Linked DNA regions of Homo sapiens: region 2 is linked to region 1. Evidence: chromatin contacts called from ENCODE Hi-C data. All regions are on one chromosome and are shown on one strand. Each heading gives the region's core, a stretch centred on a gene start or an enhancer-like site at or near the end of the contact. The rest is flanking DNA. Distances are from core to core; before and after follow the strand shown.

Region 1 (3,980 bases), core at 873-3,372:
GGAGCACCCCAACAGTGGGAATGACAAAAGCAAAGGCAAGTAGGCTGGAAAGCACTGGCTGTGCAGCTAGCGCTGCAGCGGGAGCTGGGGACAAGGGGACAGAGATCCGGCAACGGTGCAGAGTAGGCCCAGAAGAGATGACAATGCTATCTTCAAGGCGGTGTTTGGAGACCTGGTCAAATCCCAAGATCTGCCCAGACTGACCCTATGGCCAAGGGCCCTCAGTTTTCTACCGTGAACTAGTGCAAAGTTTCTCAAATATTAGGGTCATTAGGATCACCTGGGACAGGTTGCCAGGCTCCTCCTCCAGCGAGGACCTTCAGAGGTCCCAGGGTCTAGGGACTTTCTCAGGAGAGGTGAAAGCTGAGTAAAGAATGGCCAAGGGCCCAAGAGGACACTGTGGGCAGACAGTACAGCATGTATAAGGCCCACTCCCTACATAGCTAAGGTATGAGGTGCATGTAGACAAAGGAGGAGAGGTGAAGCCAGAGAAGTGGACCAGGCTCACAACACAACAGCCCTACCAATAAACTGGGACTTCACCCCGTAGGCAACAAGGAGCTATCAGAGACTCCCGAAGCCTGTAGGATCCTGGCAACAGCTCCCCTAGTCACTCACATAATACAACTCCTGTCTCAGCATGCTTCCCCAACCAACATCAGTCTCCACCCTTTAATATTACCTACTACTCCTTAAAATCTGGCCTCGGATCCCCTCTGTACAACTATTAGGTCAAAATCAAATAAGCAATTTGACCTAGGCAATTCACACTATGTCAGAAACACATCTCAGACAAGGAGAGCCAGGCAGTGAAGACAGATGATAAACAGAGATGGAAGCTGTCATGGAGGCAGACTGGTCCAGCCTGGGACAAGGCGGCCAGCTGTGCTCTCCCCAGATCATATCTGTTCCTCTTGAGCTTTCTCTTCCTCATTCGGAGGAACTCCAGGCTTCTCTAAATGGGTTCATGACCCTTGGAGGAAGGGGAAAAAGGGACACAGAGAGGAGATAAGATGGTTCACAATGAGTTTGACCAGATCCTACTGAAATACCTTAAGAGCAATGAGAAGTGTCACTGCAACTTCAACACTTCCAGAGGCCTCACCAAGGCCCTCTCCAGTTGCTCAGGATGACTACTGGTGACCAGTCCCATCCTCAGAAGTCAAAAACTGAGGAACATAAACAGAGGTGCAGACTCTGAAGGCAGTGCTGAACCCTGCAACGTTAGCAAAATGGGGGCGCGCGGACTCTCCTGGGGGCTGCGCTTAACTGGGGGAGAGGAAAACGAGGCGGTCATTAAAAACGCAGCTCCACTCCTCAGCACCAGCTGAGGGCGTCTGGCTCCCGGACACGCCCCCGAACGAGCCCTCCCGCAGGTTGTGAACACTACATTGCAAGCGGGCAGCTCAGGGAAGATCCTACCCGCTAGTTCCCCGGATCCCCTCCGGGAGCGCAAACTGACCTCGCCTAGGATGGGGTGGGCCACCCACCGGGAGCCCCCAGCCGCGGCCCGCTCACCTTGCACTTGAAGCCAGCGGCGGGCGGCAGGAGCTCCCGCAGCAGGCCCTTGGCCACCTCGCGGCTGGCCTCCTCGCTCACGAAGTGAAGGTTAAGCACCTCGTGCGCCTCGAACTTGGCGAGGCGCAGCAGTGAGCGCAGCGCGACGCGGGCCTTGGCCTGCAGCGCGGCATTGTGCTCCGCCTTGGTGAACATCATCAGCAGGTGGTAGTCCACCGGCCCGGCACCGCCGCCCTCCAAGCTCTTGGCCTTCGCGCCGGGGGCTGGCGCCACGGAGCCCCGCGCTAGCTCCAGCGCGGGCGGCGAGGGCGCGGCGGGAGCCCCGGCGCGGGCCTCCTTCAGCCTCTTGGTGGCGCTGGAGAAGGTCTCCCGGCCTGAGCCGAGGTAGTAGAAGGCGCAGACGGCCAGCGCCGCGGCCAGCAGCAGGGCGCAGTAGTGGGAGCGCACAGCGCCCAGGCGCGCCATGGCCCGAGCGCATGGGAGCCCGCCTCGGAGGAGGCCCATGCGCTACGAGACCGCGGCGCCAGCGGTGCCAGCAACGCGGGAGAGCCCTCGGGTACCCGGACGCCGGCGGCCACTTAGCCCCGGCGCCAGGCGGCGGCCATGAAAGGGGCGGGGCCGCGCCGCCTGGAGCCAATCGCGGGCGCCGGTGCGCGGAGGGGCGGGGCCGGGCGTGCCGAAACCGCTGGGTCCTAGGTTCCAAGGGTATTAGAGGAGGGGTTAGGGTGGGATCCGGCGCCCGGCGTTGGGAGGGGGGGATTCCGGACTCCAGCGTGCTGAGGGCTGGCCCGCTGTCCCGGCTGAGAAATGGCGCCCTACGCGGCGAGCCCCAGAGGATATCCAAGCTGAGTGTTGAAGGGAATGGAGGCGCCCGAACAGAGGAACTTAGGTTAGCCAAAAGCGAAGCTGGAGGCACCAAGAGGTAAAACTTTAATCTCTGCACCTTTTTTCCCTCAATTTCTTGGAGGCTTTAAGCCGTCTCGGCCTCTCCCTGCACACGAGCTGCAGCTAGGCAATTTAAACCGGCAGCTCCTCCCTTTTCCCCCGCCCTGGGAGGAAATGGCCCGGGCCGCACGTCGCGCCGGAGGCCGAGCGGAGGGAGGCTGGAGGATGTGGCCAGCAGGGGGCCCCCGCCGCCCGCACGAACCTGCGAGGCTGCTCCCCGAGCCCCAGCACCGCAAAGCCCTGGAGGGCGACATTCATCCACTTTTGTTTTATAAACAGACTTTTAACACTTTATCAAGAGCCTCCTTGAGGGTACCAGGGAGTTTTGCACGCCGAGGTCACGTGCCCAAAGTCACACAGCTAGCCAGTAGCAATTTTGACCCTAGGCAGTTGCACACTGCTAACTAGATAAAAACGTACTAACTTCAGTCTTCTAAGAATTGAGGCTATACCAGTAGTTTTTAAGTAAACACGTGCAAGTGCTGTGCATGCTGTCTAAATAGACAAAGAACTTGAGTAAGTACAGTAACCCTTCAGTTCTTTGGCCAAGTTCTCTGATTTCTGACCAGAGATTAGGTAAACGGTTTTTCCTGTTATTTCCACATTGTAAGGTTGCATGGATTATCCAACCTCTCTGCTTCAGACCTTGGCTTACATGTCACTACCTACACAAATGATCTCTAAATACCTCCTATCCAGTGTCTGGGCTAAGTGCCATCCTCAATAATTCTGTGAGGGCCACCTAAATATATGTACTACCCTAGTCTCATCTTTCTTCATTGCAAGAACACGTGACTCCAAGAGAACAGAATATACATTTGTTTTTTATTAACCACAATATACCCAGTACCTAACACGGTGCCTACCACATTGGATGAGTCTCAAAAATATACTCAACCATTGAAACAGCATTTTTATTTCTAGAAAATCTTCCTAATAATTTAAGAATGTTCAAAATATTTAACCATAAGAATAAAGCAAGGCCAAGCATGGTGGCTTAGGCCGGGAATGGTGGCTCACGCCTGTAATCCTAGCACTTTGGGAGGCCGAGGAGGGCAGATCACCTTAGGCCAGGAGTTCGAGACCAGCCTGCCCAACATGGCGAAACCCCGTCTCTACTAAAAATACAAAAAATTAGCCAGACATGGTGGCGGGCGCCTGTAATCCCAGCTACTCAGGAGGCTGAGGCAGAAGAATCGCTTGAACCTGGGAGGTGGAGGTTGCAGTGAGCCGAGATCATAACACTGCACTCCAGCCTGGGCGACAAGAGCAAAACTCTGTCTCAAAAAAAAAAAAAAAGTAGGCAGTGTGGTGGCGGACACCTGCAATTCCAGCTACTCGAGAGGCTGAGGCAAGAGAATCGCTTGAACCTAGGAGGCAGAGGATGCAGTGAGCCGAGATCATAACACTGCACTCCAGCCTGGGCGACAAGAGCAAAACCCTGTCTCAAAAAAAAAAAAAAAGTAGGCAGTGTGGTGGCGGACACCTGCAATTCCAGCTACTCGAGAGGCTGAGGC
Region 2 (4,555 bases), core at 1,723-4,222, 940 kb before region 1:
CCAAAGAAGACATAAGAGGGAAGCTTCCCAGGGAGACTGATTTCCAATTTTATCATTTCCAATTCAAGCCATTTCTGGGAAAAGTTCCCATTGTCCTGAATGCTCAGTTCAACCAGGTGCACTAGGTTGTCCAGAATCCTGAGGGGTAGTATCTAATTCTGGTCTCTTTCAGCCAAGTGTACCAGGGTCGGCTAGCACCCTTGTCCCTTGGGCAGGAAAGAAATGTCAGTATTGCTTAGGAAGTTTCACCAACTCTCAAGGTTATCAAATGGTCTCTTCTTTTGATTCACCTGTCATTCTGAAGACTGGATTTTCATTTCCACAGCTGGCAAGGTGGTGTCTGAGCACCTTGGTAGCCCATGTCATAAAGTGAGATCTCCAGAGACCCCCGAGCACACCAGGCCTTCCAGATTAGTAGTACATCTGCTTCAAAGGGCTTAGCCAGAGCCTCCACAGGCCACTTTTTCAACCTTGCAGGAGTATTAATGCTCCCCATCCGATCACAGGAATGTCCACGACCAGGAAATGGCTCTCTGAAGGCTGCCTCCATAGTCTCTGGAATTTCCATGACAGCCAGTGTGGCAAAGAAATCTTGCAAAGGCTGTTGCTGGAATAATCCATCCCACAGGACTGGAATCAAAGGACACAGCCAGGCCAGCCACAGAGTTCCAAGAAAAAAATAAAAAGCTCCCCGGATACAGTGACGGATGAAAACTGCCAGGAAAAAGGCTCAAGGAAAAAGGCTTCCCAGCTACCGTGGGACCTCAGCCCCGGATCCCCAGCTCTGGAAGGAAGCACATCCTTCACGATGGCCCGCAATCACAGCTTCCACGGCACGGAGATCGTGGAAGTGAAGGCTCTGCGTTGTGTGAGCAACTACTTGTTAGAAGTGGCTCCTGGCAATGTTTAGACTGGGGACGGGAGGACTGCCTGAGCATGATGAAGACTGCTTCCACTTCTGAAGGGCTGTCTGGGGACTGGGTGTCCACCTGCCCAGAGCCAGCGGGAATGTTACAGGGAGGCCAGCCCAGGGAAGGCTGGGCTGCACAGACAGGGAGTCAGTTTATCATCACTGAGCAAACCAGTGGGCAAGGAGAATGCAGAGAAGGTTCTTGAGGGGCCAGGCTGGACAGCTGCAGTCTGCGCTGAGTGGCGGCCAAGGGGTTCCGCTGCCCCCAGAGTGCTGAGAGTTTGGGCTCTGGCTGGGCCCCACCCTGGGGAGGTGCCCACCATCCTCCAGGCCAAGTGAGGGGGTGGGTGCCTGCTGGAGAGGCGGCACACCTCAGACGGCTGGAGCAGGAGGTGGGGCATCCACACGTCCACCCAGGCTTTCAGCCCCTAGTTACTCAGTGAAGATTTTGAGGCCTGGAGAGAGGGGGCGTGGCTTGTTCACAGACACAGGTCGCAAGTGAGGCAGAGCGGGTGCCACAAATCAGGCTTCCTAACTGTGATGTTCAATTTTAGGTGTCAACCTGAGTGAGCCACAGGGTACCCTGATGACACACACCGTTCCCAGGTGTGTCTCTGAGGGCGTTTCCCGATGACATTGACATTTGGAAAGGTGGACTCAGCACAGCAGATCCGCTCCCCAGCCAGGGCAGGCACCACCCAATCCACTGAGGGCCTGAGTGAACAAAAAGGCAGAGGAAGGAGTAACTGCCCCGCGTCTTCCTGCCTCACTGCTGGAGCGGGGACATCTCATCTCCTGCCTTTGCACCGGGATTTATATCATCAGATCCCCTGGTTCTTAGGTCTTGGGACTTGGATGGAATTACACCACCGCCTTCCCTGGGTCTCCAGCTTGCAGAACCTGAGATCTCTCAGCCTCTGCAATTGCATGAGCCAATTCCTATCTATCTATCATCTCTTGTTGGTTCTTTTTGGCTGGAGAACAGACTAATACACGAATCTGTCCTTTCCCTCCAAATGCAGCTGGAATCTCTGCTCCCCTTTACAAAGCTTCTCTGCGAAAGGATCTCTCACGCCATGGTGGGAAGGGGAGCCTCAGACCCATAGCCTCCACCCCGGGAGGAAAACAGGGCCAGGACACACCAGCAGGCCTCCTTTGATGAAGACCATGTGGTTTTGCTCCTTCTGTTACTTTGACCTCTGAACCGCACCCCCACAGACCTAATGATTTCCTGGTAAATCATTTGTAACACCCGCTTTAGTCTCCTGAAAAAAAACTTCACAGATAATATCGTCAAACCTCGCAGAGAATTTAAAAATAAAACCTTCTATCTGTAATATTAATTAGAAGTCAAAGGTAACTTATAATAAAAGAATTCGTTTCCATGTGGAATGTTTGGCCAAGATCTCACTAACAGACTGGAAGTCACTGTCACTCACTCACGATGAGTAAAGGATGAATTTGTGTCCGTGTTTGACATTTTGCAATCAGGGCTAAGCATTGCCTCGGGATAAAGATTCCCAAAGTGCTGAACAACTCTTGATAAAATCCCAAAGAAAACAAAGCACAGTCTTCCCAGGATGCACGTTGCCAGGTGCGGTCCTGAACCGCGCGTCCACGTGGCAGCAGCGCGCAGCAGGAGGCTCCCAGCTGAGATCCTCGAGGACGGGGTTCGTACCACATCGGCATCTGGAGGTCGCAGGGGACGCTTGGAAGCCGTGGAGGGCGCGGGACGAGTCACTGTGCAGGACCGCGGCAGCGCGGGGACAATCTGGAGCGCCCCGAACGCTTCGCCGCCCCACCGGGTGGCGGGTGGACTCGCCTCCGCCCGGCGGCTCCTCGGTGCATGGGCCCCAAGCGGACCTGGCGCTTTTTCAGGCGTGCAGGAGACAGAAGCCGTGACGGCTCCGCACGCACGCCCGCATGCACTCCGGCAAGTATCCCCCGGGTCACCGTGTCAATGTGCCCGTATCCCTTCTAGGGGACCCGGTTCTGACTTTCCAAGAATAAAGTACCGCGCCGCGCCCGCGGGCGGAGCTGGGAGAACCCCTCCCTGGCCCTCCACGTCTGCGCGGGGCGCGTTCTTCCGTGCGACCACAAGGGGGCGCTCCGAGACCAGGCTCGGGACCTCTGCAGGCGCAGACTTAAAATGCTTGCAGATGCGCGCGTGGTGGAAGCAGGCTGAGAGGGCCAGAAAGCATTCGTCCTTGGACTCGCATCGCGCTAGACAGTCTAATCTTTGACGGCACCGTCCAGTTTTCCAATATCCACTGTTAGCACTGAACAATTGTGTCAATTGCATTTCCAATCCTCCTAAACAATGCAATTTTGATATATAAACAGCAGTTTTTACGTTCTTCCAGAAACAGATCAACGGGAACAGGTAAAACAATTGGCCGGTGCTTGCCTACCCCGTCCGCACCCACACCCACAGTTCTCTCTAGAATAATACTAACAAAAATAATAATGCAAGATAACGATTTTGGAGAACGTACCATGTGTCATTGTTGTGGGTACTTTATATGGATGCACTTATTTTATCTTCACCAATAACACTATGAGGTGGGTGCTATGTGATAAAACTATGGTGAGGACACTGAGCCACAGACAGCTTAGTAATTTGCCGAGGGCTGCATGACTGGCAAGTAGCAGGACATCACTAAAGAAGGTACAACATTCAAAGCTTCCTGGAAGAGCGTCCTGCCTGCTGGAAGGAGGAGCTTTGGAATGTCTTAGCCATCCTTTACTATAAGAAAGCGAGGCAGGCCGGTGGCGGTGGCTCACGCCTGTAATCCCAGCACTTTGGGAGGCCAAGGCGGACGGATCACGTAATCAAGAGATCAAGACCATCCTGGCCAACATGTTGAAACCCTGTCTCTACTAAAAATACAAAAATTAGCTGGGCATGGTGGCACGTGCCTGTAGCCCCAGCTACTTGGGAGGCTGAGGCAGGAGAGTCGCTTGAACCCAGGAGGCAGAGGTTGCAGTGAGCCAAGATTGCACCACTGCACTCCAGCCTGGCAACAGAGGGAGACTCCATCTAAAAAAAAAAAAAAAAAAAAAAAAAAAAGCAAGGCAGAGCGCACCCCCAGCTGCTGTTTCTTCAAAAATGCAAGATTTATGAGAGCACTAATGCTGAAAAATTAAAAACATCGGCCGGGCGCGGTGGCTCATGCCTATAATCCCAGCACTTTGGGAGGCCGAGGCGGGCAGATTGCCTGAGGCCAGGAGTTCGTGACCAGCCTGGCCAACATAGCAAGAACCCATCTCTACTAAAAATACAAAAAAAAAATTAGCCGGGCGTGGTGGCGTGTCTGTAATCACAGCTACTCGGGAGGCTGAGGCAGGGGAACTGCTTGAACCAGGGAGGTAGAGGTTGCAGTGAGCCAAGATCGTGCCACTGCACTCCAGCCTGGGAGACAGAGTGAGACTCTATCTCAAAAAATAATAATAATAAAATACAATGAAAACATCAACAAGAAAGAAAAAAAATCCATGAAATATTTTTATACATGATGTTTGTCACTTGTTTCATTCATGAATTCATCCAGAGCAGACACCAGGTGGGTCTGAGGAGGCCAGCATTGCCCAGTGCAAATTACACTGAACCTAGCCCTGGACAGTGCCCGAGACAAAATTCTGCCT

Evidence for each region. A loop is a pair of places that touch in the nucleus more often than their neighbours do. Pooled maps may share reads with other maps.
Region 2: a loop to region 1 is called in a map of mammary epithelial cell, with 9 times the contacts of the local background. The contact joins the enhancer-like site here to the promoter of XXYLT1 in region 1. A Hi-C loop is called at or near these places in 9 of 168 maps with a recorded cell type or tissue (A673, CD8-positive, alpha-beta T cell, GM12878 and 6 more), 22 of 37 single-sample maps with no recorded cell type and 17 of 50 pooled maps.

The regions. Positions count from the first base shown.
Region 1 is chr3:195,269,037-195,273,016 of GRCh38, forward strand. It overlaps XXYLT1 (xyloside xylosyltransferase 1), which reads right to left and starts at 2,123. Exons shown (of 4, transcript NM_152531.5): 1 at 1,519-2,123. The coding sequence starts at 2,022. RefSeq lists an enhancer at 1,362-2,153 and silencers at 1,404-1,583, 1,744-2,273, 2,524-2,753.
Region 2 is chr3:194,330,924-194,335,478 of GRCh38, forward strand. No RefSeq gene overlaps it. Among named protein-coding and RNA genes, the nearest start is that of CPN2, 18 kb to the right of the region's middle. Within about 2 kb of position 2,973, at least 3 of the 41 ENCODE cell types and tissues checked have a DNase peak (open chromatin) inside an H3K27ac peak, as active enhancers do; they include mammary epithelial cell, where a contact is called at or near this core.